Regions from separate parts of the Homo sapiens genome. Here region 2 is linked to region 1. A link is a loop called in an ENCODE intact Hi-C map of the cell type or tissue named here. Cell type or tissue: PC-3. All regions are shown on one strand.

Region 1 (4,000 bases):
GGAAGAGGTTTTATTTACATTTTAGGGTGGGTAAGAAAGCCACCTTGTTACAAATTTTTTAATTTCCAAAATAATCTATATTAAATGAGGGTTTCTGATCTGTACTTTGTGTTTAGCTACCTTTTTATATTTAAAAAATTAAAAATGAAAATTACGTTCTTACAAGCTTAAAGCTTGATTTGATCTTTGTTTAAATGCCAAAATGTACTTAAATGAGTTACTTAGAATGCCATAAAATTGCAGTTTCATGTATGTATATAATCATGCTCATGTATATTTAGTTACGTATAATGCTTTCTGAGTGAGTTTTACTCTTAAATCATTTGGTTAAATCATTTGGCTTGCTGTTTACTCCCTTCTGTAGTTTTTAATTAAAAACTTTAAAGATAAGTCTACATTAAACAATGATCACATCTAAAGCTTTATCTTTGTGTAATCTAAGTATATGTGAGAAATCAGAATTGGCATAATTTGTCTTAGTTGATATTCAAGGCTTTAAAAGTCATTATTCCTGGGCTTGGTAAGTGAATTTATGAGATTTACTGCTCTAGAAAGTATAGATGGCCAAAGGACCGTTTTGTATTGCTTCCTGATTACCAGTCTGATTATACCATGTGTGCTAATATACTTTTTTTGTTATAGATTGTCTTAATGGTAGGTCAAGTAATAAAAAGAGATGAAATAATTTAAATTCTTAAATGAATCAGTTTTTCTTCCCTTTCTCCTTTCCGTCTTTCCTCTCTCTGTCCTTCCCCGAAAGTCTACTCGGGTGGGCAAAAATGAAAAGGGGGAAAGTGAATTATGGGATCGGTGTTTTGAAAGAGCAATGTTTATTTTCAGTGCTTTTCAGTTTGTCAAAGAGTGGATCTCAAAATCTTGCTTAAAGGGTAATTGAGATGTAGCAGATTTATTTACTTAGTCATGGAAAGAAAAAAATTCAGTCAAAAGCTAAAGATTTCCTTTTGATTGAAGACAGATTGGTTCTGTGGCCTTGGAACTTTCCCAGACTTAATGGGGAAACATCATTTCTAGATTAGCATACTCTTTGGTTTAAATTTAATATATACATTTAATGTTACTTAGGGATACTTTTATATTTTGCATATATAAAGCCTCATATATAAAGCCTTATTTCTGATGCTCTTAGATTTCTGAGGAGTGAGATGATTAAGTTGTATTCATTAGTGTATTGGTATTTCTTCACATCCAGTGAAATTGGAGATATGTTGTATGTTAGAAGAGCATTCTTTAAATTGTGTTGCTTTGAACATGTGTACCTTTTCTAGATTCAGTAATCCCTTCCCCCCGTCCTCTGGAGTATGAAACCTTTAGAGTCACAATAAAATGTAACTAAAGAAAATTTCTCTGGGTTGACAGTCCTGGTTATAGTTGAATTCTCTCTAAACAGTGGCCCAAGTAGACTCTTTTTTTTGTTTCTTTTATTTTTTAATGATTTAAATATTGACATTTAAAAATTGAAGTAGCATGTCAGTTTTCTTCATACTACTTTATCTCTAACCACAAATAATAGCTGAACCTTTTGTACTTATGTTAGGCCCTGGCAGTGTATGTTTAGATGGGCTAAGACAACATCAAGAAGCAATGGCTAGATAACCATTTAATTTGTCCCCAAAGGTACGTTTTTATCTGTCTATTTGTCTATTTATCGATCTGTCTATCTAAGATGGTCTCACTCTGTCACCCAGGCTAGAGTGAAGTGGCATGATCACTGCAGCCTCTCTGCTTCCCAGATTCAAGTGATTCTTGTACCTCAGCCTCTGGAATAGCTGGGACTACAGATGTGTGCCATCACACCCAGCTAGTTTTTTGTATTTTTAGTAGAGGTGGGGTTTTGCCATGTAGCCTAGGCTGGTCTCGAACTCCTAAGCTCAGTTTGCCCACCTTAGCCTCCCAAAGTGCTAGCATTACAGGTGTGAGCCAGCGTGCCCGTCTCCCAAAGGTATTATTATAATAGCTATCAGTAAACGCTGTAGCTATGTGAATTTCTTAAATCTCTTCCTTCCTATGCTATGTGATTTTTACATAGAAAGCAGCATTGTTATGTACATGTACCGCTAACATTTGTTTCTTGACATAAGTTCAGAGCTGTGACTTCATCTGGACTACACCTAAAACCAAAACCACTGAGTAAGATTTTTTCATTTTGTGAAAGTTCTGCCAATTTTGCTTAAGTAGCTGTGTGATTTTAAAGGTTGCCACTAGATGGTGGGCTTTTTTTAATCTTCGTTAATCTCAAATGAGTTAACTGTTGATCCTTATCATTCATGGATTCTGTATTTGTAATTTACCTACTTGCTAAACTTTATTTGTAACCCCAAAATCAATAGTCACAGGGCTTTTGCAGACATGAGCTGGGAAGTGAAAAGTTTGAGCCTCCCAACACACATGTTCCCAACTGAGGTGGAACAAAGGGATGCTCATCTTTCATACTGTGAATAAGTGTCCTTTTCTTGGGTCTTTTTAGTGCCTTTTTTTTTTTTTTTTTTGCATTTTTGTATTTTTTTTGTTGTTGGTGATTTCACTATTAAAAGCCCCTAAGTGTAGTGATGAAGTGCTGACTAGTGTTCCTAAGTGAAAGAAGGCTGTGTTGTGCCATATGTAGAAAATATGTATATTGGATGTTTCTTTTAGGTCTGGGTTACAGTGCTGTTTGCCATGAGTACAATGTTAATGAATCAGTATATATTAAATAAAGTGTCTTAAACATGCGTTAACATAAAACACGCACACAGCAAGATTATGTATTGATCGGTCAATAAAAATGTAACTAGAGACTCCCAGCAACCTAACCCTGTATTTCCCCTAGGAGCAATGTTCAGTATTTGCCAATGCAGTGTTTGTGGTGACTTTATGGAACATAAAACTAACTCGTAAGAGAATGACTAATTTTTTTGTAATATTCAAACTCATATTGTCTTCCTGGCTTTTGAGAAGGCTAAAACGAATTCTTCCAAATGCCTCTTTCCATCAGTACAGTTCCCGTTCATTTTTTAGTTTGCTGTCAGTAGTAACTTGAAAAGTTCTCAGAGTCAAGAGACTTTTTATTTCATGGGAGGTAAACAGTTCAAAATGAACATGCTGGAAGAACTCGAGTAAGAATGAAACGGTTGGTTTTCTGATATTTTTGAGAAATGAGTCTTAATTTTGTTACTAATCAAAAAGTAATGGAAGGTTGAAAGATAAGTGAATAATAAGGTAGGTGTACCACATATCATGGTGAAATTCAAGCCTATTGCTTTCTGTTTGTAGAGTGCAGCAAAATGTGTATATAGGCCATTGGAAAACCAGTCCTTCGTTATAGGAGGTGGCGGGTTTTGAGGTAGAGCTGTAGCCTGCTTTCCTGAGAGTCTTATTTGGAAGTCCCAAACCATTTTGTGCTATTCTTTGAATGTTTTTACCCAGATATTTTCCCATTTCTGTGTGTGATCTCCTGGTTCTTCATCCACAGGGAAGAAACATCTTGAAGCAGGAGAGACAGTGAATGAAGTGGGGAGCCCTATGCTGCAGTAGGGCCACAACAGTTAAGGAAATCTTTGGGATTAAGGTTTCTCTGTTAAAGAGTTGATTTAAAAAAAAATTTTTTTTTTTTTGTATTTTTTTGTAGAGACAGGGTTTTGTCATGTTACCCAGGCTGGTCTCGAGCTCCTGAGACCAAGCGATCTGCCTGTTTAGGCCCAAAGTGCTGGGATTACAGGTGTGAGCCCATGCCCAGCTGATTTTTTTTTTAAGCAAACAAATTTGACTTCATAAATTGGGTGGGATACTGTTGGGTTTTGTGTTACAGTGAAAAGAAGACTTTGGAATAGGTCTAAACCACTAAATTGTGTGATTTTGCTTACTCTCTCTGAGATTTAAAGTTCTTCCATGCACATTGGAGGATGGGGGTTGTATCTGTGTTTGAGAGGATTGGAAACCTGTGTGTTGCTTCTGTAGCGTTGGTGAGTGCCTCACCTGGTCAGATCTCAGTGAATGGTAGTGA
Region 2 (4,000 bases), 110 kb after region 1:
GTTCCAACTCATGTTGGTTGCTATTATGCCACCCAGGTCACTCTCTTGGGAGGTCTCCATGGAGCTCCTCTTTCCATCTCTAGACACTCTCTCAATCCTTGCATGTTTCTCTCATCCTTTCTCTCAGCTTTGCTTTTTTCCCATCTAGTTTCCTCTTCAACAAAACAAAATAAACATCACAGAAATGAACCGATGTCATCCAGTTTGGCAGAAGTTTTGTCTTTATGGGGTATTATAATATTTACCTCTTTCCAAACTTCTTGATATTGAAGTTTCCTCTGACTTCTGTAGGTTCCTCTCTTAGGACTCTATAGAGTCGGGAATTTTAGTCGTTCTTCCACTTACGTCACCAGAGGATGAACATATCTGTTTTTATATGTTGCACAAGGATAGCATAAGAGACAAATGAAGTGTTGTTTCACTTCATGAACAACAAAAGAAAGATAAATAAAGTAGGAACTTTTGTTTTTAGGCAATGATGTGAATGAATTTAAATTCATATTGATTATATAAGCAATAATAATAACACATCGTGGGATTTAAAATATATTTAGATTTAAAATGTAGGCTAATTTAAACATAAATAAGAATGGGGCTGAATGGAGTTAAAGGGTTCCAAGGTCTTTGTCTGGAGAGTAGGTAAAGACACCAATTAATGTTCTGCTTTGATAAGCCAAGGATGCATGTTATAATTTCCAGGTAGCACTAAAAGAATGGTTAATGCACGTACAACTTTCATGCTAATAGAGAAAAGATGTAATAATAAAGAAATCAATTCGAAACAAGATGAGAAAAGACAAAAAAGGAACAAAGAACAGATGGAACAAATAGAAAACACATGATAGATGGTATTTTATCTGCTTGATGACATACTTACTACTGAATTATGTCCCCTTCTCTTCCCCAAATTCATATATTGAAATTCTAACCTCCAATACCTAAGAATGTGACCGTTATTTGGAAATAGTGCCTTTATAGAAGTAATCAAGGTTAAATGTGATCATTAAGGTAAATGTGATCCAAAATGACTGGTCTCTCTATAAGAAGAGAATATTAGGATACAGAGACACAGAGCAGAGATCATGTGCAGACAGAGGGAAAAGATAGCCATTTACAAGTCAGGGAGAGATGCCTCAGAAGAAGCCAGCCCAGCTGATGCCTTGATTTGGACTTCTAGCCTCCAGAACTATGAGAAAACAAGTATGTATTGTTTAAGCTGTCAGGTCTGTGGTATTTTGTTGTGGCAGCCCTAGCAAACTAATACAGCTTCCTAGACATATCAGTATTTATGTCAAATGCAAATGGACTATATGGTCAAATTAAAAGGCTCAAATTGCAATGAAAGAAGACCCTTGTTGGTTACAAGAGACATATCAAGAACACAAGAATGTGGAAAGATTAGAATAAAAAGGTGAAAAAAAAAGATAACACTATGAAAACTCTAACCAAAAGAAATTTGATGTAGCTATGTTAAGATTAAAAATGCTGTTTTTAATGCAAAAAGACTGGTAGAGATAAAGAGGAATTTCATAATGCCAGAAGGATCAATTTACCAAGAAGGTATAAAAATTCTCAATTTGTATAGATCCAGTAATATGGAATCAAAAAGGCAGAAATGAATAGAGTCACAGTCATACTGACAGATTTTTATCACACTTGTCAGTGGCTGATAAAATAAGTAGATATAAAACAGCAATAATACACAAAACTTGAATAATGCAATCAACAAATTTTACCTAAGGACATGTAGAGAATATTGCAGCCAACAACTGGAGAATACTTACTAATTTCAAGCACAATAAAAATTGGCTATATGCTGAAACGTAAAGGAAGTCTCACCAGATTTCATGATGCAAATTATATAGTGTTTGATTTCTAAACACATTTAATAAAGTTGAAAATCAGTAACAACAAATGGTCCTGGAGTAACTAGGCATCTATATGCAAAAAGTGAACTTCAACCTGTACGTTGTACATAAGAATGAACTCAAAATAGATTTTAGATCTAAATGAAAAAGCTAACATTATAAAAAAATTAGAAAAAAAAACAGAGGAGAAAAGTCTTCATGTCTTCATGGCCTTTGGAGAAGAAAAGATTTCTTACACAGATCACAAAAAGGCACTAATCATAAAAATTAGTCATAATAATTGGACTTCATTGAATTTAAAACTTTGCTTTTCGAAAGACACTGTTAAGAATCAAAGAAGCAAGCCACAGACTCAGATGAAATATTTGCAATACTCATATATGACAAATGATTTGTGTCCAGAATGTATAAGTAACTCTTGCAGCTGAATGGTAAGAGGATAACAAAAACTCAATAAAAAATGAGCAAAAGATTTGAATGCATACTTCACAAAAGATATCTTAATGGCCAAGAAGCACATGGAATGATGCCGAACATTATTAGTCATAAGATAAATACAAATTACAACCACTAAGATGGTCAAAATGTAAAAGGTTAGCAGTAGCCTGTGTTAGTGAAGATGCAGAAAAACTATAACCAGGCTGAGAGTGCTGGCTCACACCTGTAATCCCAGCACTTTGGGAGGCTGAGGTGTATGGATCACCTGAGGTCAGCAGTTGGAGACCAGCCTGTGTATGGATCACCTGAGGTCAGCAGTTGGAGACCAGCCTGACCAACATGGTGAAACCCTGTCTCTACTAAGTACAAAAAACTGGCCCAGCATGGTGGCACATGCCTGTAATCCCAGGTACTTGAGGCTGTGGCAGTGCTCATCACACAGTTTCCCACACGGGGCACCAACTGTGGCAGTGCACCTCTTATGGGGGCGCCAGCTGCGGGGAGGGGTCTGTCCGTTGCAGACCCCTGACCCGGTGACGGATGAATAACGTACACTGACACACAGATATTCTGCTTTGCCTGTCCAGCTGAGTGTGTCTCAGCCGCTTACAGACTCCCTGCTGAGTCCTGTAAACAGTCGTGACTTGGCCCTGATCAGCTAGCGAGACTCACATTTATTTGGTAAGATTAATTAATAAAGGCTTGAGCTAACACCATTAAAGGGTAATTGACATTGTGGACTTCCTGAGTAAAAAGCACTTAAGTACCTGTGGTACAATAAAGGTTAGTCTTAAGATCATATGAGTAAACAAGCTAGCTAGGTAAACTACTCTGCCTTCCTTTGTTACTACTTTAATTTTGTTTAACTAAAGATAAAGGGACCAGGCCACCTTCAGCCAGATCTATTATAGAAGTTATGCAAACTTCTCGGCCTTCCAAGAAGATTTGTGTCTATCTCTACACTATCTCTAATATTTTTCCCACCAGCCTGATTGAACCCCAACCAGAGGCTGAGGCAGGAGAATCACTTGAACCCAAGAGGCAGAGGTTGCAGTGAGCCGAGATTGCACCATTGCACTCCAGCCTGGGCAACAAGAGCAAAACTCCATCTCAAAAAAAAAAAGAAAAGAAAAACTAGAACCTCATTTATTACTACTGAGAACTGTAGAACTGCAAAGTGGTTCTAAAGTTGTAGAACCACTTTAGAAAAAATTGGGCGATTTCTTGTAAAGTTAACACATTCACTGTATGATTCAGAAATTTCATTACTATGTTGTATGTAAGAAATGAAAACACATGTCTACAAAAGAATTATATATAAATGTTTATTGTAGTTTTATTTGTAATAACAAAAAGCTGGAGACAATTCAGATATTCATCAAACAGTGAATGGATAAACAAATCGTGATATATTCATTCAATGGAACACTTCTTCAGCAATAAAAAGCAAAAAGCTACTGATACATGCAACATCATGGCTATGTCTCAAAATCATTACGATGATGAAAGAGGGTAGAGTAAATAATATGTGATTCTATCTATACAAAATTGTACAGCAAACAAAACTAGTTTGCAATGACAGAAAGCAGTTTAGTGGTTGTGGTTAAAGGTAGAGTTGGAGAACTTTTTTTGGAGTGAAAATGTATGTTCAATATATTAATTGTGGTCATGGTTACACTAATGTTTATGTTTTT

What was found. A loop is a pair of places that touch in the nucleus more often than their neighbours do. Peaks named below come from ENCODE experiments on the same cell type or tissue, not always from the same donor. Only the 100,000 strongest peaks of a DNase experiment are listed, where the experiment ranks them.
Region 2: a loop joins it to region 1, with 8 times the contacts of the local background. A loop is called at or near these places in 1 of 110 quality-filtered maps.

What each region holds. Positions count from the first base shown.
Region 1 is chr17:68,532,072-68,536,071 of GRCh38, forward strand. It overlaps PRKAR1A (protein kinase cAMP-dependent type I regulatory subunit alpha), which reads left to right. Exons shown (of 11, transcript NM_002734.5): 11 at 1-1,360. It overlaps FAM20A (FAM20A golgi associated secretory pathway pseudokinase), which reads right to left. Exons shown (of 11, transcript NM_017565.4): 11 at 3,045-4,000. Among named protein-coding and RNA genes, the nearest start is that of PRKAR1A, 22 kb to the left of the region's middle. In PC-3, CTCF peaks have their summits at 2,222 (motif pointing right) and 2,422; a DNase peak (open chromatin) is centred at 2,840; H3K27ac peaks cover 2,500 bases.
Region 2 is chr17:68,644,359-68,648,358 of GRCh38, forward strand. The region is part of intron 2 of LINC01482 (long intergenic non-protein coding RNA 1482); the gene reads left to right. Among named protein-coding and RNA genes, the nearest start is that of LINC01482, 18 kb to the left of the region's middle. In PC-3, no CTCF peak of the experiment used is centred here; a DNase peak (open chromatin) is centred at 2,373; H3K27ac peaks cover 2,187 bases.